Regions from separate parts of the Homo sapiens genome. Here all the other regions are linked to region 4. Evidence: chromatin loops called from intact Hi-C (ENCODE). Cell type or tissue: endothelial cell of umbilical vein. All regions are shown on one strand. Region 1 overlaps TNFSF4 (TNF superfamily member 4). Region 2 overlaps TNFSF18 (TNF superfamily member 18). Region 3 overlaps TNFSF4 (TNF superfamily member 4). Region 4 has its middle 120 kb from the start of TNFSF18. Region 5 has its middle 190 kb from the start of TNFSF18. Region 6 overlaps LOC105371618 (a long non-coding RNA gene). Region 7 has its middle 86 kb from the start of FASLG.

Region 1 (4,000 bases), 270 kb after region 4:
CAGAATGAAAGGCCTACTGAAAAAAGATTTTAGTTATGCCAGGAATATTCCCCAATGTTTCTAGATTAGTGAACCAGATGATATGCCTCTTATAAATCTAATTTCCTGCCTTATTTGGTAGCCAAGTCATTGGAGAATTGGATGAAATATATCAAAATAAGAAGAAACGGAAATAGCCTAAGCCATGTGCTCTGAGTACGTAATTTTAGATCTCTGAACCACGTGCAGACACTGAACCTAATCACACTTCATAACCTCATAAATTCTCCCCTTCATTCTTTTGCTCTCTAATGCACCCATGAAATCTTAATTAGAAATCTATGTTTAAAAATAATAGGACTCTTCCAAGGTGGATTTTTTAATCCTAAAAATTACATTGGGGAAATCAAGGTTCATGAAGTTATGGTTAACATTAACTTTGATATGCTTTCTGAGATTTGAGTTACAGTGTGTGTGTATGTGTGCACACACATACTATAAAGTCAACATTTTAGTAGCAGTATGTTAACGGAAGCATGTTCATGGATAATGATAATAATAATCTTAGCATTTACAAAGCTGTGTATCAATTAATCCTCACCACAACCAAATTCCAGTCTTGGAAATGATTAAACTGATGCCCAGGGAATTTCAAGAAATTTACTTGGGGTCAAGAGGTAAAAGCCTGGACTGAAAAATTCTGGTTCCTGGCCCAGGGCACTCCCTTTATACTTCAATGAGTCCTCCAAAATCTGAGATGATGTTTTATAGCTTTGTATAAGCAAATGTTTTAATTCCTTTGTTTGAAAAGATTGGTTATCAAAAGCATGGGTGATTACAAACGAAATATACAAAGCATAGGATGGTAGAAAATTCAGTTTCAATCCAACTCTACCATGTATTTCATTAGTGACTATGGAAACATAAACCTTTCCACCTACAACTCAGCTGGGTTATTTTTCCCTCATTAAACAGTAATAACAACACTGTATGTAGCTCCTCTAACCCAAATGATGCAAAAGGATTAACTTTCATTTTCCATGAATGGAGAATCCCTGAAGTGGGGTAAGCTGTCATTTGAGAGAGAAGTAATTGCTATATATATATACATATATATATATACACACACACATACACATATATATAAAAGAAGAAGAAGAAGTGGAAGGCCAAGGTGGCCAGCCCCTAAACAAGGCTGGGTCTACTCAGTACTAGTAACCAGCAGCTGAGGTCAGAGAAGAGGAACAGAGAGATTGTATCCCTAGATCTATACCTAGAGCCTTTTGGCTTGTTTCCCAACTCTCCTCTGTGTGTGTATATTTGGATCTATATGTGCATACACGTGCAATATTTTCCAGCATCATCCCCATCCAAATTATTCTGTCCTATTTTGAATACCCAGATCAAAACATATATCTAAACACTTCATTTAGAAAATATCATCACTCTGCAAATAGTGAATAATATTAGCTGCCCCTGATATTGTTCATTCTCTTATTTGTGGATGAGCACTTGACTGCCTGAGAAGTTTTCTAATCAACTCTTCAGGAAAAGAGGATAAGCTGTCTTCAGACACAAGAGAATCGTTACTTTTACTGTGGTGCCCCCTAGTGCTGTTCAGATTAGACTCACTTTCTATATTTGCCAAAATACAGACTACACAAGAGAAGCAAAATTTGGAGAGGTAACAATGTTGGTAATTTTTCCTGTATTTCCTTTGGCGTAGGAGAGAATGAAGCGTGTTCCTTTAGCATGATTCACAAGATCCTTTGTGAACTGCTCCCCACCTCCCCAGCTTTTCAGCTTCATCTCCACCACTTTCCCACAGGAACACTCAACTTGAGCTATTCAGAAAAACTTGCTGTTCTGCCTAGTAAGCCTTCTACCCCTACCCACCAATTCCCATCCGCTTGTCTGCTTAAATAATTTATCCTCCTCCTTCTAGTATTAGCTGAAGCATTATCTCCTCCTGCAGGTTTTCCTGACTCCCCAGAAGGCTGAGGCAGCCCTCCCTCCTCCCTCCTCTCATCTTCCCATTGTCCCTTGAGCATGTCACTCTTTTGTCCCCACCCTGCATCTTGACTGTGAGTGTAAATAGTTCAAAAACCTTCTCCAATGGATGTTTATATCGCCAGTGCCTCAAATGGTACCTAGCACAAGTAAACACTCAATGGAAAAAAATCTGTGTAAGGATGGTTTCATTGATAATAAGAAGAACCATAGTGTAGGAATCAGGAGTTCTGGTGAATTAACCAGCTAAGTGGTCACGAATGGTTCACCTACCCTCTCTAGGTTTCTGTTTTCTTATCTGTAAATAGACTATATCTAATACCTGCCCCCAAATTCAATGATTCTATATGTTTAATACCTCCTTTAGAAGCCTCAAAATGCCTTATGACAAGCCAAGTCAACTTCAGATGTTAATTTTTTAATTCTCAAAGATTTGCTTATGAAAAGCAAATTCAAATGCCTTTGAAATTATCTTATTTGCAGGTCTATTGTTAAAAAAGAACTTCTAAAAACTTTCTAAATGACATGGAGACATTTAAATTAAGCTAATCTGAAACAATATTTTTTTCAGGCAAACTCCTCTTTCTCTTATTAAATGATACAAAGAAAGGTCCAAGTTGTAGCCCGAAACTTCATTAAGAAACTGTGAATTCTAATTCCAGCTTTCACTGATACAGAACTGGTCAACTCACTTTCTAAGTATCTCTACTTCTGTTGTTCCCAGCTGAAAAAAAAGTGATAAGAACTGAAAAAAAGTGATAAGTAGGAATTGCTGAAAAAAATCACTAAAAGCCTTCAGGTCTTTGAGCATGATGATAAAGGTGATATGAATCTTGGAAAAGCCAAGTTTCAATGGTTTCAGTGAGGTTTCTCACACCTTATAGGTCAGCTTTTTCTGCCTTTGTTCCATAGCTGAAGTTCCAGGTAAGACTGGAAGCCTGACAATTTAAGTGGATGTCCCAATGTAATATCCAAACAGTGTGTATTGGTTTTGGTGACAGAAGCACTGAATTATATACCTTATGTCATGAATATTCTTACAGGGCATTCACTTCTTTCCCTTTTCTAAACAGTGTGTTTTGCTAATCCAGAATAGGTTATTTAGATATGTACAGAATATATAACTTAAGTATAGAAAAGTACATATGTGCAAATTTGATTCCCCTCAATCCCTTCTTAGGAGCCAGGAAATCCATAAGCTTAAACACAAATATACTAACTCACATTTTGTATTTCTCAAATCCTTATATCCATTCTATGAATATATAAACTATATACTCATAAGATATTGAGCTGGAAGACATCTTATTGATCATTTGATCCTACTTTCTCATAATACAGATTATAAAAATCAAGGCTCAAAGAGGAAAGTAAATTAGATGAGGAGTGGGTAGGGTCTAACTTTTTTTCTAGCATCTTAAAAACAAAATATTCTGCATTTCCTGCATGTAGATAGACCTAACCCAGTGATGAGAAAACAGAGGCTACTAAATAAACTTGATTGAAAGGAAAGCTGACGGCCAAATGGAGCTTGGTAGCTATATCTGTATTTACAGAGCCATTCATGTAGGCAATTATTTTATAAGGCTAAAAAATTAAATCTAAGAAATAAAAGGGAAAATCACAATTATTTCCCAAAAACCTTTCTCTCACAATAAAAGAGGTCCAATTTAACTGGGTAAATGGTGAGCATTTCAGCTCTATTTCACCTCCAATACACATCACTGTAACATTATGTCTTATAAAATAGAGGTTTGACTTGCCTCATCACTACCAACACCACCACCACCACCACCACCCGATCCCTCAATCAAACTTCCAAACAGTATTGTAGATGAGTTTTAAATGGCTACTAGTCTATGTCTCTTTGTCAGCAGCTGCTCTACAATGTTCTCTCTCAATCTCTCTGTCTCTGTTTCTCTCTCTCTCTCAAACACACAGAAACACACACACACACACACACAAACACACACACACACACACTGCTGCTATCACTGCCACCAACATTATT
Region 2 (4,000 bases), 110 kb after region 4:
GATAAAAAAGATGAAAGCATAGTTATTTCATTATTTCATCCTTTTCCAGATTGTAGTTAATTATTTACCACATACATGTTGTTTCTTTACCTGATCTACACTAGTTCTCTTCAAGCAGAATTTTTCTATTTTAAGTACCTATCTACTCCTTGTTTTAGAGAAATTGCAAATCCAAAGAGTATTTCTTGCTTGGAGCAAGAATTCTAAGGAAAAGAATTTGGAATAGAAAAATGACTTAAGTGACTTCGCATCTCTTGTTGATTAATATTTGTGGGAAAAAGAAAGGAGAAGAAAAGACTAATGGAGAAAGAAATCACAAGCCAAAATTTTGAAAACCAGGGTTGGCAGTCCATGCCTTTCCAGGCATTTTCGGTGTAAATACCACTGGCTGTTTATCACTTTATCAGTGTGGCTTTCCTTAATTATGCTATATTAAAAAGTGTTCTCCTATCATTCCCTCATTTTACCTTGCTTGAGTTTTCTTCATAAAGTGTGTCAGTGTCTAGGATGTTATAAACTAAATTGTTCATTTGTTTATTGTCCATCTTGTATCACTTTGAATGTAAAATTTTTTAGGACAAATATATCTCTATTTTGTTCATTCTTGTATTTTCAGCACCTGAAAAAGTCCCTGGTACCTGGTAGATGTTCCATAAATATTTATTGATTGAATGATACTTCCATGTTCCTGAATTAGGTGCTTTGTGTCTAAATTATGGCTGTTCTCCTCAGTTTGTAGGTATATATCATTTAAGACCTACTTAGGATTCATTAAATAAATCCCCCAAAAATAGCTAATTGTAAATTTATGAGTTTATAAATAGAAATAACTTGACTATTTAAATATAAGGATCCCTAGTGCAATACTGTCCCAAATGGTAAAGAAAAGGTAAAGACCTAATCATTCATTTTCATTAGCACATATGAAACTTAGATGTTTGCCTAACATTACTTGGTTTTGCACAGCAGTGTGATCTCACAGCCCCGGGAGGTGCTTTTACCACCCAGAATGCTTATCTGTTCTGCAATTCTCCATAATTTTTGTCCTTTGTCCCATAATTAAAAAGAAAACTTGATGAGGAAACACCCTGGAAGAGGTAACATTTTTACTTCAATGCTCATTCATATGAATGACTAATATAAGACTCTGAAGGTAGATTCTGGAGGAGAATGAAAGAGCGATCACTAGAACAAAAGACAAAGCCACCCAGTATCGCCAATGAGCTCGGAGCCCAGTAAATTTCTTCTTCCTTGACATGTAATAGGCAATAGGCAGGTCACCAGGAAGAAGTGTCATTGGTTCTCCCATTTAATTCTGTGAAAGGGGGTCATTTAAAGACCACCTTAGCATCACTTGAGTTTCTCAACTTTTACCACATCAAGGCATAATTTCACACATGCCATGCATTCCATTCCACTTATGGGCAAAACAAAAACAAAACACAAAGAAAGAGACAGGCAAAAGGACATTTTCTAATTCCCACAAGCCAAGGAAACCTACTGGTTTAAACTATATAGGAACACAGGGGTTGCAGAGTTAACTCTAGAAATGGTCTGTTCTCAACTGAAAATGTATGTTTGGCCTGAAACCTATAAACAACTTTAAAAAAAATGTATTTATCTGAAATTTTCCATGTATTCTAAGAATCTAAGGCTCAGTGTAACTGTAAACTGGTGTGTTTTCTAAGCAAATATCAGGTGACCACAAGGGAAAATGACTCAGAAGCTAAGCTTAGAAGAGAAAATAGTAGAGGAAGTGGCCACTTTTCCAACTCTCATTGCTCTTCTATACATTTAGAAACAACAATGGCACTCTCTCACATACTCCATTGGACATTAGCAATATGTGAAACATGAGAAAGACTTTAAGGAAAGGTTGTAGAAATCTGAAACTTGTTGTGTTTATTAAAACACAGAATTAAAAGGAGATTCCCGGATCTCAGATTCATAGGCCAGTAAGAGAGATGCTCATTCCTGGCCAGAGATGCAGCCTTCAACATAAGCTTTATCAGGGCATGGGCTTCTTTTGCCTGGTTTACCTCTGAAAGCCTCAGCTCTTGGGCAACTGCCCAGTACATGATAAGTAATTATACATAGTAGCTCAGAAATGAATAAAAGAAAATACAGGTTTTCTTGAGATCACTGACACCTGCCTTCTTGCATCAAAAACTAAGAAAAGTAAAAGACATGCAAGATAGGTTACTCACCAAACTTAGCCATACAGGGCTCCTTAGCAGTCTGTTGGGGAAATAAAAGATGAATTGATTAGGATGATGACAGTGTCATTAATTTTTTTGATTGATTTATTTAGAGCTTTGAATTCCTGAAGCAAACTAGTGTTCTATAACCATAAAAAAAATCCTTCCCTTCACCATGTCTCAGCCCTCTCAGCCTCCCTTTAAAGTTGAGTGGCTCCATCCTTTACCTTTTATTACCTAGCTTCCCTTTTAGGTCTTTTAGACAAAGGTCAAGATCTCATTCCATTACCTAATCTATACCTACAGGACAACTATTTGATATCGGACCCCCCCCCCAACCTTGGGCTCTAAAAGTTTTTCAACAAAATAGCAGTTTCCACACCCCAGTGACTGCACAAGGTGATCTGTTGGCATGTGAAAGGAAAATAGTGAAGCTTCTATTTATGTTTATTTTATTTAAAACAGTAAATTAAGCCCTAGAAATATTTACAACTCAGATTGATGAAACCACCCATGTATAATATTCAGATAACTACATGTCATATACAGTATCTGAGATACCCTGAAAAACAGTTCCAAGTTTCAGACTACTGCAATGTACGGCAGTTCACATGCTACAAGATGCCATCAGTGTGTGGTTAATTTTACAAACACAAGTAGTTAATGCTAAATGCTCAAAAATACGTTGTAGTAAATTCAGGCATAACCACAAACATTTTTTGTATCACCCAAAGGTTATTGGTTTCCTAATGGCAAAGTGCTTAAAAGACTTTTTGAACTTAAACGTGTTGCACACTTTCCTTTTGTAGGATTTCTCTGGCTGCTATGCTAGGAACAAATTAAACAGAGGCAAGGGCAAATGTAGTGAGACTAGCTAAGAGATCATTACAGTCATTCATCTAGGCAAGAGAGCATGGTGTCTCTGACCAAGGTGCTAGCTCTGTAGATGGTGATACTTGGTTGGAAAATAGAGCCAACAGAAGTTCCTGACATGGATATGGGGTAGGGAATGAGAAGAAACAAAGATGACTCCAGTATTTTAGGCCTGCATAATTGGAAAGATAAAGTTGTTATTCACTAAAATGGATAAGATGTAAGAGGAATAAATGGGGAGGGGAACAATGATGAGTTTGGTTGTGGACATATTAGTTTGTGATGCTTATTATAAATCCAAGTAAGTGTGTCAAGCAGGCTGAAATTTAAGGAGCTCTGGTGATATACATTTAAGAGTCTTAAGCTCATAGTTGATGTTTTAAGCTGTGAGATTGTATGAGGCCATCATGTTAGTGGGTGTAGATGGAGAGGAACACTGGGGCGTTGTGATGTTTAGAGGTCGGAGAATGAGAAAGAACAAGCAAGGGACAATAGAAAGGAAAAGCTGAGTCTGAAAGGAAACTAGGAGAGTCTGATGTTTGGAAGCCAAGAAAAGAAAGTATTTCATGAAGGACGAGTGATCAGCTGGTGTCAAATGCTGTTGATAGATCAAGTAAGAAGAGTACAGTGAATTGACTGATAGATTGAGCAACATGGTAGTCACTGGAGTTCTTGACAAAATTAGTTTCTGTGATATGTGAAGAGGGCAGAAGCTTAGTTAAAATAAATTTAAGGGTAAATGGGACAAGAGAAGTTGGAGGAATTTTGCTGTAGGGAGAGCAGAAAAAAATGAGTGGAGTTTGGATGAGGATGAGAGATCAAAGAGGTTTTTTGTTGTTGTTGTTGTTGTTGTTGTTGTTACGTTTTAATGTGAGAGAAATGACAACACGTTTTTCTATTTCCATTTGATGGAAATGTTTCTGTAAAAT
Region 3 (4,000 bases), 260 kb after region 4:
ATTTAATTGGAATTTAATTCCTTCCCTTAGGAAAAGAAGAGATCTTGTGTTCTAGAGGAAATTAAGAGACTGAAGAGAAGATTCTTTCAAAAATATGAATCAATTAAACTTTTGACAATACTTACCGGTAAATTGTACTTTGATACTTTGAATTCGAGGATACCGATGTGATACCTGAGGGAGGAAGAAAGACATATTCTTAGGAAAAAAACATGAACAAATGAAATTCGCAAGTCATATTTAATGGAACAGTGAAGCAGAAATGCAGTAGCCTGTAGAGAAAACAAAAACAACAGAAGACTTGACTTTTTTGTTGTTGTTGTTGTTGTTGTTTTGAGTCAGGGTCTCACTCTGACACCCAGGCTGGAGTGCAGTGACACAATCACGGCTCCCTGCAGCCTCCGCCTCCCTGGGCTCAGTGATTCCCCCACCTCAGCCTCCTGAGTAGCTGGGACTATAGGCACGCACCACCACACCTGATTAATTTTTGTTTTTTGGGGTTTTTGAGGGGGTAGAGATGGGGTTCTGCCATATTGCCCAGGCTGGTCTCAAACTCTTGACCTCAAGCAATCCTCTCACCCAGCCTCCCAAAGTGCTGGGATTACAGGCATGAGTCGCCATGCCCGGCCCTGACTTTTTCTATGAAGATTGGACCTAGACTTCCACCTTCCCCCTTGCTTTTCCATAATATCTCTTAAGATAAATTAGGACTATTGTGCTCCTTCATGCAAGCGTCTGAGATCTGTCCGCATTTCTGCCAAACTCTTCTTTGGTATACTGTTTTGTCTCACTGTGCCCCAATTTCCCATTTTGGATAACGTAGCACTATAGTCATATTGTTAAGAAACCTATTCAGTCATAGAGATTCCCTCATGGAGAATGCTGGTTCAATCAATCCATCATGGCCACAGACTCCCAGAATGCACTGGGAGGGAGTTCTGGAAGCTTCCTGCATGTCTGGTCTTTCACTTTAACGCAGGAGTAAAAGCATCCTATTTTCAGGGGACAAAGGCAATAAAAACTGTCCCAATCCTACAGAGCTCAATATATTTGGTGTAGCTTTTTTAAACATTGGATCTTTCTCTTCAACAGCTTTAAAAACCTAACTTGAATTAAGTCAGTATTCAATTGCTAAAAGAGAAGTAAAACAGTGAAGACAGGAAACCTGATAGATAAAACTTTTACAGTACTTTTGTGGTTAAAAGAACAAATAAGCTCAATATGGAACCAACTCCGAGATCTCTTAAGTAAAAAAAAGTTGGGGGGGGTGCAGAATTATACATAAAATATATTGCCATTTGTGTTAAATAATAATAATAACACCTGTGTGGGCATTGAAAGAATATACAATACATTAATGTATCTGAAAGAATACACAAGACACTAGTTGCAAATGTTGTCCCTGGAGAAAAAAATTGGAAGCCTGAGGTCAGGAGTAGGATTGACCTCTACTTTTCATGGTCTAATTTTTTAAAAAGTTTTGTGCCATTTGTTTGTCTTATCTACTAAAAAAGAAAGTAGAAAAAAATGTCTGCTGGGCACGGTGGCTCATGCCTGTAATCCCAGCACTTTGGGAGGCTGAGGCAGGCAGATCAGCTGAGGTCAGGAGTTCGAGATCAGCCTGGCCAACATGGTGAAACCCCATCTCTGCTTAAAAAAAAAAAAAAAAAATTATCCAGGCATGGTGGCACATGCCTGTAATCCCAGCTTCTTGGGAGGTTGAGGCAGGAGAATCACTGAAACCTGGGAGGGGGCCAAGATCGCCCCACTACGCTCCATCCTGAGGGACATAGGGAGACTCCATCTCAAAAAAATAAAAGCCTATTATGCCTGCCAAGAACAACGGCTCTTCCCACAAGCTTATTTTGGCATGACGTCCTAATCAAAAATGTGAAGACGGATTTGTTTTTATGCCCTGGGTAGGGGAATTCCTGTTTCCCACTCTCCTGGCACACTGGTAGCTTCAGTCAAGCATATTCCATTGGCACCTGCCCACACAGACGAGGAATTCCCTACTTCTATTACAAGTATAATCACAAGCCTTACCAGCTAAAACCAACAGGCAGCATAGGAAGAATGGAGAGTCATTCTGAGCCCTGCCAGGGACTGGGCTGCAGGAACAATATGAGTTCAATGTGCTGAGCACATGGAGAGAGGCACTGACTTGGGTAGAAGCAGGAGTCTTTAGCTCTCCCCCTTCTCTGTACTCTTCGTGGTGTGATAGCTAATTAGTGCCCTTCGTGCTTAAGGGCAATGCTCTGGAAGAAAACCTGTCAGAAGGCAAATGACCCAATGACCATAGTTTCCTGGGTAAATAAATGTTTCCACTGCTCTCTGGGCTAAGTGCCAGCATGAATTGCCACGTGCTAAAGTTAGAAAGAAGCCCTCTGTGGAGTAGCACAAACAGCACAGGCCTCAGCGTGCAGTGACAGAGTGCTAATGCCAGGCAGGCAGGCACTGTGCCAACTTAAGCAAGTTTCATAATCTCCTTAGATGGCAGTTTCTCATCTTTAAAAGTCACTAGAAGATCAGGGGCATTCCTTTCAGCACTAGCTTTCCATGATTTAGATTTTAGAAGTTGTGACTTTAAGTTTAATTTAATAAAAGAGAAAAAAACATAAAGCTTCCTCATTCCCAAATTTACTTTCACTCCCTGATCTAAAAGCCCTTGTGATTTGATTATTTTGACTGACTTTGCAAAGATCTCCAAAAATATCCTGCAACTTAAGGAATGTTCCAACTTTTTGAGGTGCCCTGATGAAGTAAGGGTGGCAGTGACCAAACAGACATTCTCTGGGACGATGATGCTGACAGGCAGTGAGTGAGTAAAGCACATGTGACTTCCTCCGTGTTGGAGTCTAGACTTCCAGTAGATCAACCTGGAGGAAGCTGACCTACTGGAACTCCAGACTCAGGTATCCTGTTCCTTCTCCTGAAGGTCACATAGGGGTAGAAGTTTGCATATCCTCAGAAGTCTCTTACTAACATCAAGTTTAGGCAATGTTGTGAAGTAGAAAAAGATGGTCCTTCTTCTTATTTGTTGGCCTTCCAACCATCTTCCCCCTCATCCTCCATACCTGATGACCTCATGCTGACTACCCCAGTGCCCAGAGACACCCCCACAGTGCCCAAGTCAAAGCTCTGAAGAGCCTGGCTCCAACCTCATTGTCAAGCTTTATTGCCACATATATCCTTTCTGTGTCTAATGATCCAGCCAACTATTTGTTCTGATCTCCTTGCACTTGGGTAGGCAGCCTGGTAGGATGGCACAAAGAGCATAGACTTTGGAGTCAGATTTAGTTCAAACTGTGACTTCTCTGGTTCTTTGAATTTGGAAAAGTTATAGCATTTCTTCGCTTTAGCCTTTATACATGTGAAAATAAGACATAATACTGTGAGCGGAACTTTCCAGAAGATGAACACCAAGTTTAGATAGGATAACTTAAAGCATCCAGCAGTTTGCCAGCACATGGTACGTGGTAAGCATTTTAAAAATGTAGGCCAGATGCAGTGGCTGACGCTTGTAATCCCAGCACTTTGGGAGGCCGAGGCAGGCAGATCACATGAGATCAGGAGTTTGAGACCAGCCTGGCCAACATGGCAAAAGCCTGTCTCTACAAAAAATACAAAAATTAGCAAGGCGTGGTGGTATGCACCTGTAATCTTAGCCACTGGGGAGGCTGAAGCACAAGAATCGCTTGAACCCAGGAGACAGAGGTTGCAGTGAGCCAAGATCACACCACTGCCTCCAGCATGTCCCTCCATCTGTCTCTGCCCATTAAAATCTTACCATCTTCAAGGCCTAAATCAAATCCTTGAGTTTCAGTCTCTGTATTCCCATACAAGTATTTAAAGTCACTCATTCACAAAGATGTTTATAGCAGCTTTGTTCATAATTGTCAAAACTTGGAAGCAGCCAAAACGTCCTTCAGTAGGTGAATGGATAAATAAACTGATACAACCATACAATGGAACATTATGCAGCACTAAAAAGAAATGA
Region 4 (4,000 bases):
TACCATCATACTGAACTCATAGAATAAATAAATATATTTTGATCATTTAAAAGTGTCTAGGACTCAAGCTAAACTCTTTGTTCTTTCCGTGAACTGTGCTCTGTTTATTTGGCTCCCATGTAATAAAATTACGAACTCTGTGTACACGTTCATATTTTGGAAGATGAGAAAGAGAGCCACTCACTGTCTGTGGAAGGAGTAATGTTCAAATAGGAATGTGTATACTCCCAAGTGCTGATCAACTGAAAGAAAATCCAGGGACACAGAGGAGACAAAAGAGGTTAGTGGGAAACCCAGCAAAAGGAGACTCAATGGTCATAGCCCCTTCTGCCCTCTGCTGCTTATGCTGCCAATATTGCTACAGTTGTTTAGCCTAAAGGTGGCTTCTGTGTTTTGCCCCAACATCAGCTTCAGATCCTCTGCCTTTCTCCTAGAGGTTCTGTACTATCTGGTTGGCTTTGAGCTTCACAATAGAAGGCATAAACTGCTATCTCATGGATACCAGAGCAGGGGCTCTCAAGCTTTAGCATGTATTAGAATGACCTGAAAAACTTATTAAAACACAGATTGCTAGACTCCATCCCAGAGTTTTGTGAGGTGGGGCCTAAGAATCTGCATTTCTACATATTCCAAGGTGCTGATGTTGTCACAGGTCTGAGAACTATGCTTTGAAAATCACTGATCTACAGAAATGGAGTGACAGTGAGAAATGGGCAGTCATGATCAAAGTACACTCCTGCTTGCTATACTTGTACAATGCTTACTAAATATAAAACCAAGTTAACTTGAACATCAAAGGCATCTTAAATGGGGCACATGCCAAAAGGAGGAATTACAGCTGAAAAGTTGGAATATAGGGAAAGTCAATTCCACCTTCTGCTTGAAGATGGTATCAGGTCTAGGAACGTGGGGTTCTGGGATAATCCCATGGAATCAAATCTTATGTGATGTTCTGCTTCATTTTGATTGCAATCACTAGCTTTCTTTACCCTGAGGCTAGTTCTTCAGTTCCCAGTATGGCACACAGTGGGCTGAGTGGAAGGGACAAAGGTGAACTTCTCAGGGTTACTGTTGGTATTCATCACCAGCCTAAGAACAGAAAAACACAGCCAGGAAGAGAAACTCAGGTGAAACTGGACAGCCAGAGCAGAAGTGGCTCCTAGATAGTGGCTCTAGAAAGTAAGGTATTTTTAAATGTTTGGGGGGATTTATATATTAAAAAAATAGAATTTAAGAAGTCATTAATTAGGTTTTGGTCTTGATGTAGGTTGCTTAAGAAGAAAAAATCAGTTTCATTTAGAGGCCTGTTTTGGAGATTGGTTCTTACCTTGTTGGAATAGAGATAGCAGACTTGGGCCGGGCGTGGTGGCTCACCCCTGTAATCCCAGCACTTTGGGAGGCTGAGGCAGGCAGGTAGCTAGGTCAGGAGCTCGAGACCATCCAGGCCAACACGGTGAAACCCCGTCTCTACTAAAAAAAATACAAAAAAATTAGCTGGGTGTGGTGGCGGTCGCCTGTAGTCCCAGCTACTCTACTCAGGAGAATGGCGTGAACCCGGGAGGCGGAGCTTGCAGTCAGCCAATATCGCGCCACTGCATTCCAGCCTGGGCAACAGAGCGAGACTCTATCTCAAAAAAAAAAAAAAAAAAGAGAGAGAGATAGCAGTCTTGGCCTATGGACTGGATTCTTGTTTCGCTTGTGATATCACTTTTTCCAGTCACTGATTTGGAATATTTGCGTTTTTTAACTTCTCTTTGTCAGATCTCAGGCTGCCTGGGAGGTTGAGGGTAGGGGTAGAAGAGGGATTACAAAAACCTGGCAGCCTCCATGGACTCACACTATGGGTACACATTAGAAATACACCAGGGAATGGAAGATGAGTCACAGCCATGCTGAGTCATGCTGGCCAGATAACTATCAGAAGGATTTCCTGTTTGCCTGCGAGGGACACAGATGATAAATTATTTTTCCTCTTATTTAACCCATTTGTGTTAATAATAACGTCATAGATGGTGTATCCCTTGGTCCATTATCAGAACTCTCTTAGTTTAGTCTTCCAAATATAGAAGGAACAATGGGACACAGGGTCCTGAAGTGAGTCTGTGCCTTATTCGGTAAATTTGATGCAAGCATCTTTGCCTTTAAGTGCAGAGAATGTCAGTCTTCTCACACGGAATGGGGAAGGCTGCTTTGTGTACTTCCCCTGACACTACAGCATCCAGATGGCCAGTCATCTGGGAAGAGGAGAGCAGAGTTACAAAGGAGACAGAGTCAATGATAAGTTCAGAGGCCTAGGAAAGTTTATTTAACCATAATTGTCATCACTGAGTGAACAGGCAAAGAACCCGCATTAAGTCTTGCTCAATTTCTAGAAGCAGATTCCCAAACGTGGATGTGCCTATGCATCCATCTCCTGCGATGCTCGTGATCAAGGTAAATTCCTTGCTTCTATGCATAGTCCTGGAAGCTGATTTTTTAAAAGACTCCCTTCCTCAGTAATTTTGATCCACTTTGGAAAACATTGCCTTGGATGACATCCTCTTCTGGGCCTAGTCATTGAACATGTTGAAAATTGTAATGTCTGCAACATGGAAATGTACAGCTAAAATTTACACTAGAAATGACTTGTATGTATGGTAGAGGATAAAAGTGGGGATGAGAAGAAAAGAGAAGAGGAGCACATTAGGATCAACAATTTTAAGGTACTGAAGAATGTGAGCATTCTGTAAGCCACAAATTACCATGCTATGAAGCTTCAAATTGCACTTATGCCACTGGCCAACATATACATTCATCATTTGTCCTGCTCTATCATGGAAAGAATGGATAATTTACACTGCTCTTGATTTTTTAAATGAGATTCACATACCATAAAAATCACTATTTTAAAATGTACAGTTCAACAGTTTTCAGTATATTCACATAACTGCAGATATCACTATCTAATTCCAGAATATTTTCATCACTCTCAAAAGAAATCTATGCTTGAATAATCCATTTCCTATTCTCCCCTCCAACCTCTAGCAACCACTAATTTACTTCCTGTCTCCATGATTTGCCTATTACGAAAATGCTGTATAAATAGTATCATGGAAATGCTGTATAAATATGTGTGCTTTTGTGACTGGTTGCTTTCACTTAGCATAATGTTCTCAAGGATCATTCATGTTGCAACCTGTGTTAGTACTTCATTCCTTTTCTGAGAGTAAGTTATATTCCATTGTATAGATATACCACATTTTTATTTATCCATTAACCAGCTGATGGACACTTGAGTTGTTTCTACTTTTTGGCTATTCTGGGTAATGCTGCTATGAGTGTGTGCACATTTTTAGTGAATATATGATTTCATTTCTCTTGAGTATATACTAAGAGTAGAATTGCTTGACAATATGGCAATTCTATTGTTTTCTTCATATAACCAAAGGAATTCTTCATAAAGTTGCTGCCCCTATACTGCCAGAGTCTATTTCTCTTGGATGGCATTCAACAGGAATCACATTTTCATACTTCTTCCAGCTAGGATCTTGAAAAATTAAAGCAGCATCTGAATAATATGTGAAATATCATAAAATACCATAAAATAACTTACAGATCTGCTGTTGATACTCCTCATTATTATCTTTCTTTATTCCTTAGAAACCAAATCCTTCACACACACACGCGCGCATGTGCATACACACACATCACAGACTGGCAAGAAGGTATTTCCTCCTTGTATGCTTTATTCTCTTTTAAAAAAACAATGCTAGTTCTTAAGAATGGAGATTTTATTTCTCAGATATTCTTACTAAAAATGAACAGATTTAAAAACAGGTTAAGTTCTGAGAGAGTATGTTAAAGTTCTCCAGAGAAACAGAACAATGTGTGTGTATGCATGCACATGCATGCGTGTGTGTGTGCATGCATGTGCACACATGTGCACATGTACATGTGTAGAGAGAGAGAGGTCGTAAGAGAGATGAGGAATATGCAATTATGAAGGATGTGAAGTCTCAAG
Region 5 (4,000 bases), 75 kb before region 4:
TTGAAAATAGGCTGAAGATAGGCAAGTGAAGAAGAAGGAAGCTATTAGAATAATACGAGCGCAACTAAACTAGAGTGGTGACTGTGGAGGTAACGACAAATGGTAAATGTTACAAATGGTAACACATGCAACAGTTTGAGCTTACAGAATATGATGGAGCACTGAATGTAGGCTATGAGAAAGAGGGGGAGAGAGAGAGAGAGAGAAGGAGAGAAGGTGATAGGGAGAAGGAGGGAGAGGGAGGGAGGGAGGGAGACAGGGAGAGAGAGAGAGAAAGAGAGAAAGTTAAAGATGACTGCAAAGTTTTTGGCCTGAGGAACCAGAAAGGTAAAGTTCCCATATTCTGAGATGAGAAAGACTGCAGGAAGAGCAGGTAGGGCATGCATGTGGGGACCCAGGTATTCAGATTTGGTCATGCTGGTTTGAAATACCTGATGGACATCCAAATTGCAGTATCAACTAAATAGCTGGGTAGGTGAGTTGAATTTAGCAATTAAGTTCCACTGAAGATGTAGATTTGTATTTACGAATCATGGCATAGAGGTGGTATGTAAAACCATCACACTGGATGAGATCACCTAATGCTGTGCTTTTTTAAACTTTATGGACCACAAGCCACAGAATAAATTTACGCATGTCACATTACAACATGGTAAACACATTCTTCCATCCTGCCACCCCCAACACACAGATACACATACACTCTGATTCAAAAGTTTCATGAGAAAAGCCAACCTTTACCACATATATTATACTCTGACATTTTCAGTTATATTTAATTTATTTCATCAAAAATACAGGTCACATTCTTCTAAATTGACTTTACAATGCACTAATGGGTTGCAAGGCCACATTTTGAAAAGTTCTGGCCTTGGAGATGAATATAACCAGGTCTGAAGAAAAGAGGTTTAGAGTTCATGTTTATAGTTTAGGAAATGAGGAGGAGCCAGCACAGGTGAGATTGAGAAAGAAAGGTCAGGGAAGTAGGAGGGGAACCAGTCCCACCTGGATGCCACAAGGTCTGTATTCCTGCTCCCAGTCCCTGGCTCTGGTCCTCTCTCACCTTACCTTTCCTGGCTGCTCCTCTCTCCCTTCACCCCTTCATCCCATAGATAGGCATGAACATATCCCCCTCACTGCCAAAAGGCTATTGTGTTTAATTGACCTATGCTGTATGTTTGGGAATATCATGGTGGGATTACAACACAATGCAGAGACAACAGACAAATGCAATATTAGACATATTATTTTCTTAACATTCCTTCGCAATCCACAACATAGCAAATTTGTCACTGGTTGCTTTTCTTGTTTAGGCCTTAGGTGGCTCCAAACCACTGTTTCTCTCAGGACTGCCCACCACACGCTCTTTGCTCGGGCCTCATTTTAGTCTCCTTTCCCCCAGTGTCTAGCCAGGAGAGAATGCCAAAATTCTGTTTATTAAACAAAGAAATATAGCTCTGCCTTTGAGCTATCTTTCTCTTTCAGACTAAACACCAGGTCTAATTTTACATTAAGTAAAGGCTTATTAAAGTATTTCTAAAGACAAAATAAGTTCTCTCCCCCTAAATAATTCTGAATTCCTCTTTGGGAAATCAGCCTAAATATTTACAGCTTTCAAAAACACAAGTTTCCCCACTCCTGGCTTTATATGTCTATTTCTATGTACCATGTCATGCTTTTTCAAGCATTGTACCCCAAGAATAATTTTTTTTAAAAAAGAGTTCTATCAGTTGCAACAATTTGATAGAGTACAACAATTGGTGATGACAATACGATTTCTATGATATTTGGTCATTTTAATTTTGAAATTACTAATTATACAATTTAATATCAAAATGAGTATATATAAAAAAGTATAATTTTAACCAAATATTGAAAAATGTATTTTTAAAAATGCCAGCCCACTTAAAACTTAAAAAATCTAACATAATAGTTAATAAGTATATTTAAGGCAGGAAATCTCATATCATGACAAGATTAAATTAAGAAAACACAAGTTTGGGCCAGGCGTGGTGGCTCACACCTGTAATCCCAGCACTTTGGGAGGCCGAGGTGGGCGGATCATAAGGTCAGAAGATCGAGACCATCCTGGCTAACACAGTGAAACCCCGTCTCTACTAAAAAATACAAAAAAATTAGCCGGGTGTGGTGGCGGGTGCCTGTAGTCCCAGCTACTTGGGAGGCTGAGGCAGGAGAATGGCGTGAACCTGGGAGGCAGAGCTTGCAGTGAGCTGAGATCGCGCCACTGCATTCCAGCATGGGTGACAGAGCAAGACTCTGTCTCAAAAAATAAAAAAAGAAAACACAAGTTTGCTGTCAGAGATAAGGCTCCCAGTACTACAACAAAGAAACTGCTTATAAAAGATGATTATGTGGTTATAGAACTCATGCCAAAGGAATCAGTAATTGCACATTACATTAGGAAATACAGTCATAGATTAGGTTTCCAGTTTGTATGTTTAAGCTAAATTCCACATTGTTTGAATCTAAGGTTGCATCAGCATTTAAAAAAAAAGGTGAAGTGATTATGGAAAATGCTCTTGTTTAGACAGGGGTCAGTCTGGTCTGCTGCCTGTTTTGTAAATTTTTATTGGAACACAGCAAAACCTATTTGTTTAATATTGCTTCAGGCTGTTTTCACACTACAACTGTTGGATTGAGTAGTTACAAAAGATACTCACCCACAGCCCACTGAGACTAAAATGTTTATTACCTGCCCCTTTATAGACAAAGAAACAGTACAAGAAGGAATCTCAGAACATCAAGAAGGAAGAAAGAACACAGTAAACAAAAATATGGGTAAATATATTAGGTTTTAATTCTCCTAGAGTTTTTTCTATTATGTTTGATAGTTGAAGGAAAAATTATATTTTATAACTGGCTTCATATGTAGAAGAAATATTTAAGGAAATTACATTATTAACAGGGGAGGATAAAGGGGCACTTTATTTCAACTGGTAAAATGACTATGACAGTGGACTGTGATAAGTTATGTATGTAAACATAATACCTAAAGAAACCACTAAAAAAAACTATATAAAAGATATAATTAAAAACTCTAAAGCTAATCAAAGAGGAAATGTAAAAACTTCTCTAGCATACCAGACGAAGACAAGAGAAAGAAAACAAAGAAATAACAGAAATGCAAAGCAGAAAACAAAAATTAAGTGGTAGATTTAAGTCTTAATATATCAATAATTACCTTAAATGTAGTCTAACTATACCAATTGCAAGTCAGAGATTGCACAGTACACTAAAAATTATGAAAACTATATGTTGTCTACAAGAAACTCACTTAAAATATAATGATATAGGCAGGTTGAAAATTAAAATGGTAGAAAAGGTATCTTACAAACATTAATCAAAAGAAACAAGTGGCTATATTACTATCAAATAATTTAGATTCAAGAGCAAAGAAAATTGCAAAACAGAGAGATTATATAATTAGGGGATGACTCCATGAAGAAGACAGAGCAATATTAAATGTAAATGCACCAAGCAACAGAGAAGTAAAATATTTGAAGCAAAAACTGAAAATAACTAGACAAATCCACAATTATAGTTGTAAACTTCAACACAAGTCTGTCAAAACTGAAAACTAGACAAAAAAAGCAAGACTATAGAATTAAACAACAGCATCTAACAAAATATAATTGACATTTATAGAACAATTCATCCAACAGCAGCAGAACTCTTTGCAAATTCCAAAGAAACACACACCAAGATCGACTATATCTTGATCCTAAAATTAAAAAACAGAAAAACTCAACAAATTTAAAAGAATTGAAATTATACAGTGTGTCCTCTGATCACAATGAAATCAAATTAGAAATAAAAAAAGACAAGGCCGGGTGTGGTGGCTCACGCCTGTAATCCCAGCACTTTGGGAAGCCAAGGCGGTGGATCACGAGGTCAGGAAATCGAGACCATCCTGGTTAACACAGTGAAACCCCGTCTCTACTAAAAATACAAAAAATTAGCCGAGTGTGGTGGCGGGCAC
Region 6 (4,000 bases), 110 kb before region 4:
GGTGCCAACTCCCCTGACCCTGTGCAGTTGCAAATCTGCATTTAACTTTTGACTCCCCAAAAACTTAACTATTAATAGCCTACTGTTGACTGGAAGCCTTAACTATAACATAAACAGCCATTTTGTACTGTTTTGAATTTTATATGTTATTAATATATGTATTACGTGCTATATTCTTACAATAAAGCTAGGGAACAGAAAATGTTATTAAGAAAATCATAAGGAAGACAGAATATATTTACTGTTTATTAAGTGGAACTAGATCATCATAAAGATCTTCATCTTCATTGTCTTCATGTTAAGTAGGCTGAGACCGAGGAGTTGATCTTGCTCAGGGGTGGCAGAGGTGGAAGAATATCTCTCTGTAAGTGGACCCACACAGTTCAAACCTGTATGGTTCAAGGATCAACTGTACTATTCAGAAGAAGTCCATTGCCTTGATTTGAAACATTTCAAAGCTTAGGTTATTCTAGTTTTGCTAATTTAGAGCACTTCCATTCACCAGAAGCATCTTTGGACCAGCAGATTAAAGATGCAGGGAGCAGCCAATGCCTTAAAGATTTTTAGAAATAATTAAAGACAGCATTAATGAACATATGGACAGTCTGGCTGAAGATGCCACCTTGCATAAAGGTGGCCCAAACCTTGTCAACTTTGCTCTGTTTTAACAGTTTTACATTTATTTAAAGTCTTAAGAGTTTGTGACACTTTTTGATTAAGTGTGATTAATATGAAGAGTGAAATAACTTCTGTAAATATAAGAAATCATTTTTTAACTCTTAGCTAATTCAATGGGATAAATAAAATAGTGAGCTTGATTTCTTTAACTTAAAGCAGTTATAAGGGATTAAAAGTGCCAAAAAATTTTTTAAAATACTATTGGGTTATGAACTCTTTTAGTGACTTTTATGTCTTTTTCCCTTGAAACCTTCACATTTTCTTTAATGACATCTGTTATTTTTATTATCACAAAAAAAGATAGAGAAAAGCAAAATGACAAAAGATATTATACAACTGGGTTTTATATCTTAAGATAATAAACACATTCTAATTATCACCTAAGGACTGATCCTCTGTAGGTATGCTTTCTATTTTACCAATCTGAACTTGCGGAAATTAAAACTTTTTTTGGAAATGGCTTAAATTTAAACAAAACATCATGTTAGCCTCAAGGCAGGATGTTGTTGTTAAAGATTAGTTTAGAAACACTGATCTCTGTGTATTGCTGCATTTCATCAATATTTTTTACTTAAGACAGTCTGACAGGGATGTTGTCCTTGGGTTTGAATGAACATGGAAAGATTTTGTATGTGTTTTTTGTTGTCTGCTTTATATATATATAATCACTCATAATGTATAAAATATTCATAACCAGTTAAAATATACGGAAATTTTGAAAAATTAGGCAAGTTATCTTTGCTCTCCTTATCTGCAAAATAAAGAGAGGGTTTCTAAAGTTCTTTGAGCTGTGGAATTCTCCTTCTCTGGGAACTCAACCCAGTAGCTAGCTCTAGGAGGAAGTTGAGAAAAATGCTATTCTCAAGAGTAGCCACATGGTGGTGGAATGATTCCTCACAAAAATGGTATTCAGCTTCCCTGAAAGCAAAATGATTACATCCCAAAATTGAGTTATTCAAGGATCTCAGGAGACATGTGACGAAAGAGAGGAGGCAGCTCTGCGTGCTTCTGGGTCCCAGTGAAAATAGAAACATAATGTTCCTGTACACAAAGTAGTTAGAACTCTACCAAAGGCAATTCATGCAACTTTATTTCCCTTCTGACCTCGTGTTTGAAAGATATTTTTGAGTATTAAACTGTATATTTGTAATGAAATAAAGACCCTCATTTACTGTGTGCCTCTGCAATCTGTATTCCTTTAGCCTCAGTCAGCTATTTCTTGGCCTTGCATCGCCTCTAGCTGTGCCCTAATTCTTCTCCTTTCGTTTTCAGCTAAGTAAACTGTATTCATGACTGTAATTCATTTACACTTCAACACATCACGGTTCGGAGCCTAGACTCACTTCTAAAGGTCACCAATGAACTTTGTATTGCGAAACCCAAGGATGCTTTCTCAGTCCGTATCTTACGCCCTATCTTAAAACCCTCTGGTTTAGTTTCTTGACTCCAATCTGTCCTGGCATTCCTCTTGCTTCTTTGAGTGATTTCTTTCTTGTCTTTTGGGGCTCTTCCTCTTCTGTGTGTCCAGTAACTACAATAACCCAGGTTTCTAACATTACCCCAAAGTCTCCATTTCTTTACATACTTTGCTTGAGGAATTTCATCCTTGTCATTGTTTCATTTATAACTGGAATGACAACTAATGTCAAACTTAATCTTTACCCTAGAACTCATATGTAATCTTTAGCTTGATATGTCCCAGAAGAATCTCAAACTCAACATACCTGGAACTGTCTTCATTGTTGTTCTCTGTTCACCAATGGTTCCTTTATTTCTAGCTTAATTACTGGCATAACCATCTTGTTGCCCAAACCAGAGATTAAATAATTATGTAAGACTTCTCATTGTCCTGGGCCTTCTACATCTAGGCAATCAGCAAGGTCTAATGGTTTTAGCTCATAACTATTTTTTAAATCTGTTTTCAGGCTCATCCCCAATAACGATTTCCTTACTTAGGTCCTTGTCCTCTCCTTGGAACATCGCAATCTGTAGTTTCCTTTCTCCTGACTTGCTTCCCTTAAATCTGGTCTCTACAACGTAAGGAGCATACTTTTTCTAAAAGCAAAACCCAATCATTTAACCTCCTTGTGTAAACATTTTTAATGGTTCTTCATCATTTACAGATTAGAGTACAAAGTTCTTAATATAGTTTACAAAACCCCAAATGCCTGGCTTAGTCTCTCCAGTCACTTCCCATCTCATCTCTCACCAGTTCTTGTTTCACAACATTATAGTCTAGTGCTACCAGGCTTCTAGTTCCTCACCTCCTTCCCACTGTTTATGTCTCTGCATTCATTTATTTTGTTCCCTTTGTCTCAAATTTCTTTCCCACTTTTGTCTTGGTAGCTCTTGCTCATCTTTAACATTCTTATCACAAGATGTCTCAACTAGGACTCTTTCCTTGAATCCTCAGCTAGACTAAATGCCCATCCTTCTCATTCTCACAGCATGTGTTTATCTCCATCTTAGAACTTGACAGCTTTTAATGCAATTGTATGTTTATATATTTTGTACCCTCCAATAAGCAAGAGTCCCTTAAAAAGAGAGATCACATCTATTTGTTTTTCTTGTTCCCAGTTCCTAGTCTGGGGCTTAGTGCATAATGAATATTCAATAAATTTTTGTTGAATAGAATTTAATATTTTTGCGGCTTAGAGTCCCTGAGGGTGCTCTATGAAGTCTACTCCAGTTCTAAGAAAACTAAACTGTGGTTTTAGCTGGGGCCAGCTTCCTGGAAAAGACTTGAGCTGTGCCCTGAAGAGTTAGTTTAACAGAGTTTGGACTAATAGAGAGAAGTGAGGGGTATAATCAAAGTTGGATGAGCAAAGGCACGGAGGCTTGTACAGAGGATAGTGCAGAAACAATGTTAAATGTGTTTCTGAAGTGGAATAGTGAAATATGAGTTGGGATAGGGAGAATCCAGCTCATGAGAAATCTCTACTGAGGGACTGGCAAATTGGGGGCTTATTTCCATAAGCAGAAGGAAGCACTCAAAATTCTTGAACAGAGGAATGACATTTTCAGAGCCATGCTGCAGGAAGAGTAATTCAGCACAGGGTACAAAATGAATTGAAGTGAGAAACAGATGGGAATCAGTGAGGCCAATAAAAGTTGATGGCGGTTAATTAAACAGGTGCCACTTGATGAGGCCTTAGACCAGCATGGCAGCTGCGTGAAAAAAAGGAGTTGATTTTTGAGCCACTGGAGGAAGAATTAACAGAGACTGATTGCACGTGATAATAATAGAGAGAGAAGAGTCATGACATTTTAGATAAAGCAGCAGAAAGTTGGGGATACAATTAGTAGAGAGAGAAATTATAAA
Region 7 (4,000 bases), 190 kb before region 4:
AGTCAATCAAAACACATCTATGGGAATGGAGTTGGCTCTTGAACCATCATCACTTCGTGATCTCTATTCCAGAGAGTCATCTGTGAGTTCCTTTCATGGTCTCTGCCATGGATGCCACTCAGACCAAAGTGTCCTTTGAAGGAGTTCCTCCTTTTTTCCCCCTCTCCTTGTTCCCCATTCCTTATGTTCAGAGATTCCCTAAGAGAGCAACACTTACCAGCTTTTCTCCATGCCAGTGAGCCCTACCTGATCTCTCCTCTAGGAAGGAGCCACCAGGCTGGCCAGTCAGGGCAGGTGGCTGGGTTGCAAGCACTCCATTTCTGGTGTCCTTCTTACATCTCAAATACATCAGTTTGAGCTTTTTCATGACCCTAAAGGTTCATTCGTGTGCAGAAAAGATTCAGAAATTATTTTGATTTTAAAAATTAATTTTCTTTTTAAATCTATTTAAAAGTTCCTTCAAACATTTAGGTTACATTTAAAATATTATTATTCTATTTACATGTCTACATACATACTTTATTAATTGCTTCATATTTTTTAATAGTTAGATCTGAAGGAGAATTTAGATTTTCAGTTTCTCTTGCTGATTCCTTATTACAACTATCCAGGACAAAGGAAAAGGATGATTAGTATTCCATGTTCCCTGAGGCCATGGAAGCTGGGAATCTGGTCCAAGGGCACTAGGGTGCCTGAGAAATGCAGTACCAAGAGGTACAGAATGTCGACTCAGGAAGGAGGTAGGGAGTTTCTTTCCCTCTTTCTCTCCTCCAGTGATCAGTACTCCAGGTGGCATAGCAAGAGTCAGAAAAGTACAGCAGTTGCAAGGGCGTTTCTCTCTGAGGTTCAGCCTCAACTCTTCCTCTAACCAGGGACGTCACTTTGGACACATTGCTTAGCCTCTCCATGCCTTCATTTTCTTTCTGTGAAGTGGGAGTGTTAACATATTCTGGAAGGTGTTGGGAAAGGGAAGATGTTGATCAAAGGGTATAAAGTTTAAGTTAGATTAGAGAAATATATTTTAGTGTTCTATTACACTGCATGGTGACCGTGGCTAATAATATGTTATTATATATTTCAAAATTACTAAAAGAATAGATTTTTAATGTTCTCATTACAAAAAATGATAAGTTGGTGAAGCGATCGATATTTTAATTAGCTTGACTGAGTCTTTCTACAATGTATACATAGATGAAAACATCATATTGTACCCCATAGATTTATACAATTATATATATTATCTCACAGAGCTATTCTGAAGATTAAGTAAAATGTCTGGCCTAATATAAACAGGAGGTAAACAGATAGGTATTTATTTCTTGTTTCTTTGATATAAATGTTGACATCGGATTTATTTGTTAGGACGAACTATAGACAAGATGGTGAGAACCAGCAAGATGTCCTCAGGAATTCCTGCTTCACTTATCCCACAGAGCTGACTGTGGCCCCTTCAGAAGTCCAGATACTTTTTATTCTCATTTCCTTTCCAGTCTCAATGTGAACTCTTAGCAAAAAACTGGATCCTTCTCAATCAGCTATTTCCTTCAGAGAGGCGGAAGAAGGAGAGATGGGTGAGGGGTCATCCCAGAAATCCTAGTGGACAGGCCTCTTCTGGGAGCATCAGATGCCTACAAGGTGTTTATGGACTGACATCTGTGAGTGTGTCTGTTTTCTTAGTGTTGGTGTCAGGGTGTGTAGAAGTTGAAAGTGAATGGCAACTCTAGTGTCTTGTTGTGTTACGAACTTTCACCAGGTGGCAGAAGAGTACTGTGAAGAGAAGTCACAAGGATTCACAATCACTCTCCAAAGTAGTGGGAAGTCAAGCAAGAAAGGGTGGCTTGTTCAGAACAGTTGCGATCATTCTGAAAGCAACTCATAAGGGTTGGCAAGTTAAGCTCCAATATGAATTCATTTAGAAACCAGAAAAACAAGAAGAGACTAGCTTGCCAGATGAGAGGAGATTCTGTATGAAAGGAGAGACTTCTAGAAGTGTGGTTGGCAAACCATCCCAAAAGCCTGCACAGTAGGGTAACATGAATGGACCTCATTTAGTTGATTACCTGGAAGTTCAACTGTGGGTATGAAATGTAGGATCAGCTAATATGGTGGCAGAGGAGCTGGTTGCCTATATGGTTTAATTGGAGAATTCCTGAATCTATTTTCTTCCACCCAGTTTCTCTATTATGGTTTATCTGGGGTCAGCCTTTTCTCTAAAAGGTCACTATTATAATGCAAGTACGGAACACCCCCCCTCCCCAGCCCCTTAACTCTTGTTAACTGATATTAATTCTTCTGATTAGTTTATGTCACTTGGAAGAGTGGATTGTCCCAAGGAAAGAATGGAGAACAGGCTAGACCTTGGTGTTGCTAAAGCTAGTGCTGCACTCATGGCTAGGCCAGTGTTCTCCTGTTGAGTAGAAACAATTTCATAGAATGCCAACATCAGAAAAGGCACTCTGTGATCACAATAGAGAAAGAAATAAAATCCACTCTATAATCCTGTCTGAGCACAGATGAAACCAAGAGCGTTGTCTAAAAGTGACCACAAAAATGACCAGTGTGCCCCTATCCTTATTGATATAAGAGATTGCTGCTGCTTTACCAAGGAATGCTTTAGTCAGTCTCGTTTTATTCTTCACACCTTCTAGGTAAGAATTATTAAGATACCCAGTCATGGGATCCTAACAATATCTAACTCAGAGAAAAGATCCACTTCTTTAAACCCTGTCCAAAATCACTTAACACGAGGTTTGGCAAGAGAGCACCTGACGTTCAGAGAGAGATGAAAACTAGGGAAAGAATGTACCAAAGGAAAGGAAAGAGATGATGAAGCCAAAACCTCAGGGCTTTACAGTGGGGCCTTGAGTGGGCTCTTGTTTCAATGTATTCAGTAACCAGAAGCCAGGGACCCTGCTTGCACTGCCTGCCACTGACATTTCTCCTCTGATCTAAGTCTCTGCTTAACAAAGAAGCCTGTGGCTACTCTTAAAGTCTCCCCATCTGGAATGGGGGTGAGTTTGTTCAGCTCACTCCTTCTTCTCCTTCCTGAGCAGCTGACTTATTCTGATGTGGTTTTGCGGTTATACAGTAAGCAGCACTGCTTATGTGGACATGGTGTACTTTCAGTTTCTGAAAGTGAGTCATGTTGACTTTCCTCTGAGGAGTAAGAGTGACCCTTGCTTAAAAGGACAACATGACTAGAAGGAAGAAACACCAGAGGCCACCAGGACCAGAATGTTTACCAATGTAGGCAGTCACTAGTTTTTAGGAGTAGTTTGTGTCATCTTTTTAAACAAGGTAAACTAGGAAGAAACATTTGGTTTTGAATCTTTGAGTGTTTGCCAATGTTTGAAGTACTTATCTATTTTTACTCATCATTTAAAGTGATGTTTGTGGCTAAGAGCTCAAGATCTACAAACATACTTAAATAAGTTTACATTTGGTCAGCTGGAACCTGATGGGGACATTTCCAAGAGGATCACTTGCTAGTATTACATCTTTAATTTTCATGTATGTTAATGGCTTGTGATATTGGACTATTCATCCAGGCCCTAAGAAATCTCAGCAGGTCTATTGAGAATCAAAATTAAGGCTGTACATAGCCACTATACAGAATAAGGAGTTTCTTGTAATCTAACTCTCCTTCGTGGTCTTATTTGGTTAATTTTTTCATGATAACATGTAGAGCCAATATGGGCTCTTGTCACCACTTCTGCATCCTTGCAAGCATTGTTAATTGTCTTATGTTTTTCTTGCTTAGCCAGGATGTAGCCTCAAGATACTTCCCGTCACCATGCTCCTGACAGCCACTGCTGTCAGATCACAGTAGATAAGTGAGATCAAGCCCACTTGCATGTCTGCCCTAGAATCTCCATTTAACTTTGCTCTTGGGTATCCAAATCATAGGAGTGCCGCTGTCCTCCAATCAAGGAGACTGTCTTTCTTTCCTCAATAATTAAATCCCTCTGGGTCCAAGAAAGCGCGAATAGAATTATTGTCA

Evidence for each region. A loop is a pair of places that touch in the nucleus more often than their neighbours do. Peaks named below come from ENCODE experiments on the same cell type or tissue, not always from the same donor. Only the 100,000 strongest peaks of a DNase experiment are listed, where the experiment ranks them.
Region 1: a loop joins it to region 4, with 9 times the contacts of the local background. A loop is called at or near these places in 7 of 110 quality-filtered maps.
Region 2: it touches region 4 in a loop (5-fold over the local background); 5 of 110 quality-filtered maps call a loop at or near these places.
Region 3: a loop joins it to region 4, with 7 times the contacts of the local background. A loop is called at or near these places in 7 of 110 quality-filtered maps.
Region 5: a loop joins it to region 4, with 11 times the contacts of the local background. A loop is called at or near these places in 2 of 110 quality-filtered maps.
Region 6: a loop joins it to region 4, with 8 times the contacts of the local background. A loop is called at or near these places in 8 of 110 quality-filtered maps.
Region 7: it touches region 4 in a loop (10-fold over the local background); 4 of 110 quality-filtered maps call a loop at or near these places.

What each region holds. Positions count from the first base shown.
Region 1 is chr1:173,200,971-173,204,970 of GRCh38, forward strand. The region is part of intron 1 of TNFSF4 (TNF superfamily member 4); the gene reads right to left. Among named protein-coding and RNA genes, the nearest start is that of TNFSF4, 4.4 kb to the right of the region's middle. In endothelial cell of umbilical vein, a CTCF peak has its summit at 1,617 (motif pointing left); DNase peaks (open chromatin) are centred at 1,651 and 2,911; H3K4me3 peaks cover 1,550 bases; H3K27ac peaks cover 3,906 bases.
Region 2 is chr1:173,041,732-173,045,731 of GRCh38, forward strand. It overlaps TNFSF18 (TNF superfamily member 18), which reads right to left. Exons shown (of 3, transcript NM_005092.4): 2 at 2,208-2,238. Among named protein-coding and RNA genes, the nearest start is that of TNFSF18, 7.2 kb to the right of the region's middle. In endothelial cell of umbilical vein, no CTCF peak of the experiment used is centred here; a DNase peak (open chromatin) is centred at 1,590; H3K27ac peaks cover 2,200 bases.
Region 3 is chr1:173,188,396-173,192,395 of GRCh38, forward strand. It overlaps TNFSF4 (TNF superfamily member 4), which reads right to left. Exons shown (of 3, transcript NM_003326.5): 2 at 126-174. Among named protein-coding and RNA genes, the nearest start is that of TNFSF4, 17 kb to the right of the region's middle. In endothelial cell of umbilical vein, no CTCF peak of the experiment used is centred here; DNase peaks (open chromatin) are centred at 1,996, 2,296 and 2,846; H3K27ac peaks cover 3,086 bases.
Region 4 is chr1:172,932,174-172,936,173 of GRCh38, forward strand. No RefSeq gene overlaps it. Among named protein-coding and RNA genes, the nearest start is that of TNFSF18, 120 kb to the right of the region's middle. In endothelial cell of umbilical vein, no CTCF peak of the experiment used is centred here; DNase peaks (open chromatin) are centred at 1,898, 3,118 and 3,518; H3K27ac peaks cover 4,000 bases.
Region 5 is chr1:172,856,930-172,860,929 of GRCh38, forward strand. No RefSeq gene overlaps it. Among named protein-coding and RNA genes, the nearest start is that of TNFSF18, 190 kb to the right of the region's middle. In endothelial cell of umbilical vein, no CTCF peak of the experiment used is centred here; a DNase peak (open chromatin) is centred at 2,462; H3K27ac peaks cover 2,659 bases.
Region 6 is chr1:172,824,638-172,828,637 of GRCh38, forward strand. It overlaps LOC105371618 (a long non-coding RNA gene), which reads right to left. Exons shown (of 3, transcript XR_007066734.1): 3 at 488-552. Among named protein-coding and RNA genes, the nearest start is that of FASLG, 170 kb to the left of the region's middle. In endothelial cell of umbilical vein, a CTCF peak has its summit at 1,545; a DNase peak (open chromatin) is centred at 1,614; H3K27ac peaks cover 892 bases.
Region 7 is chr1:172,743,394-172,747,393 of GRCh38, forward strand. No RefSeq gene overlaps it. Among named protein-coding and RNA genes, the nearest start is that of FASLG, 86 kb to the left of the region's middle. In endothelial cell of umbilical vein, a CTCF peak has its summit at 1,741 (motif pointing right); DNase peaks (open chromatin) are centred at 1,768 and 3,118; H3K27ac peaks cover 2,079 bases.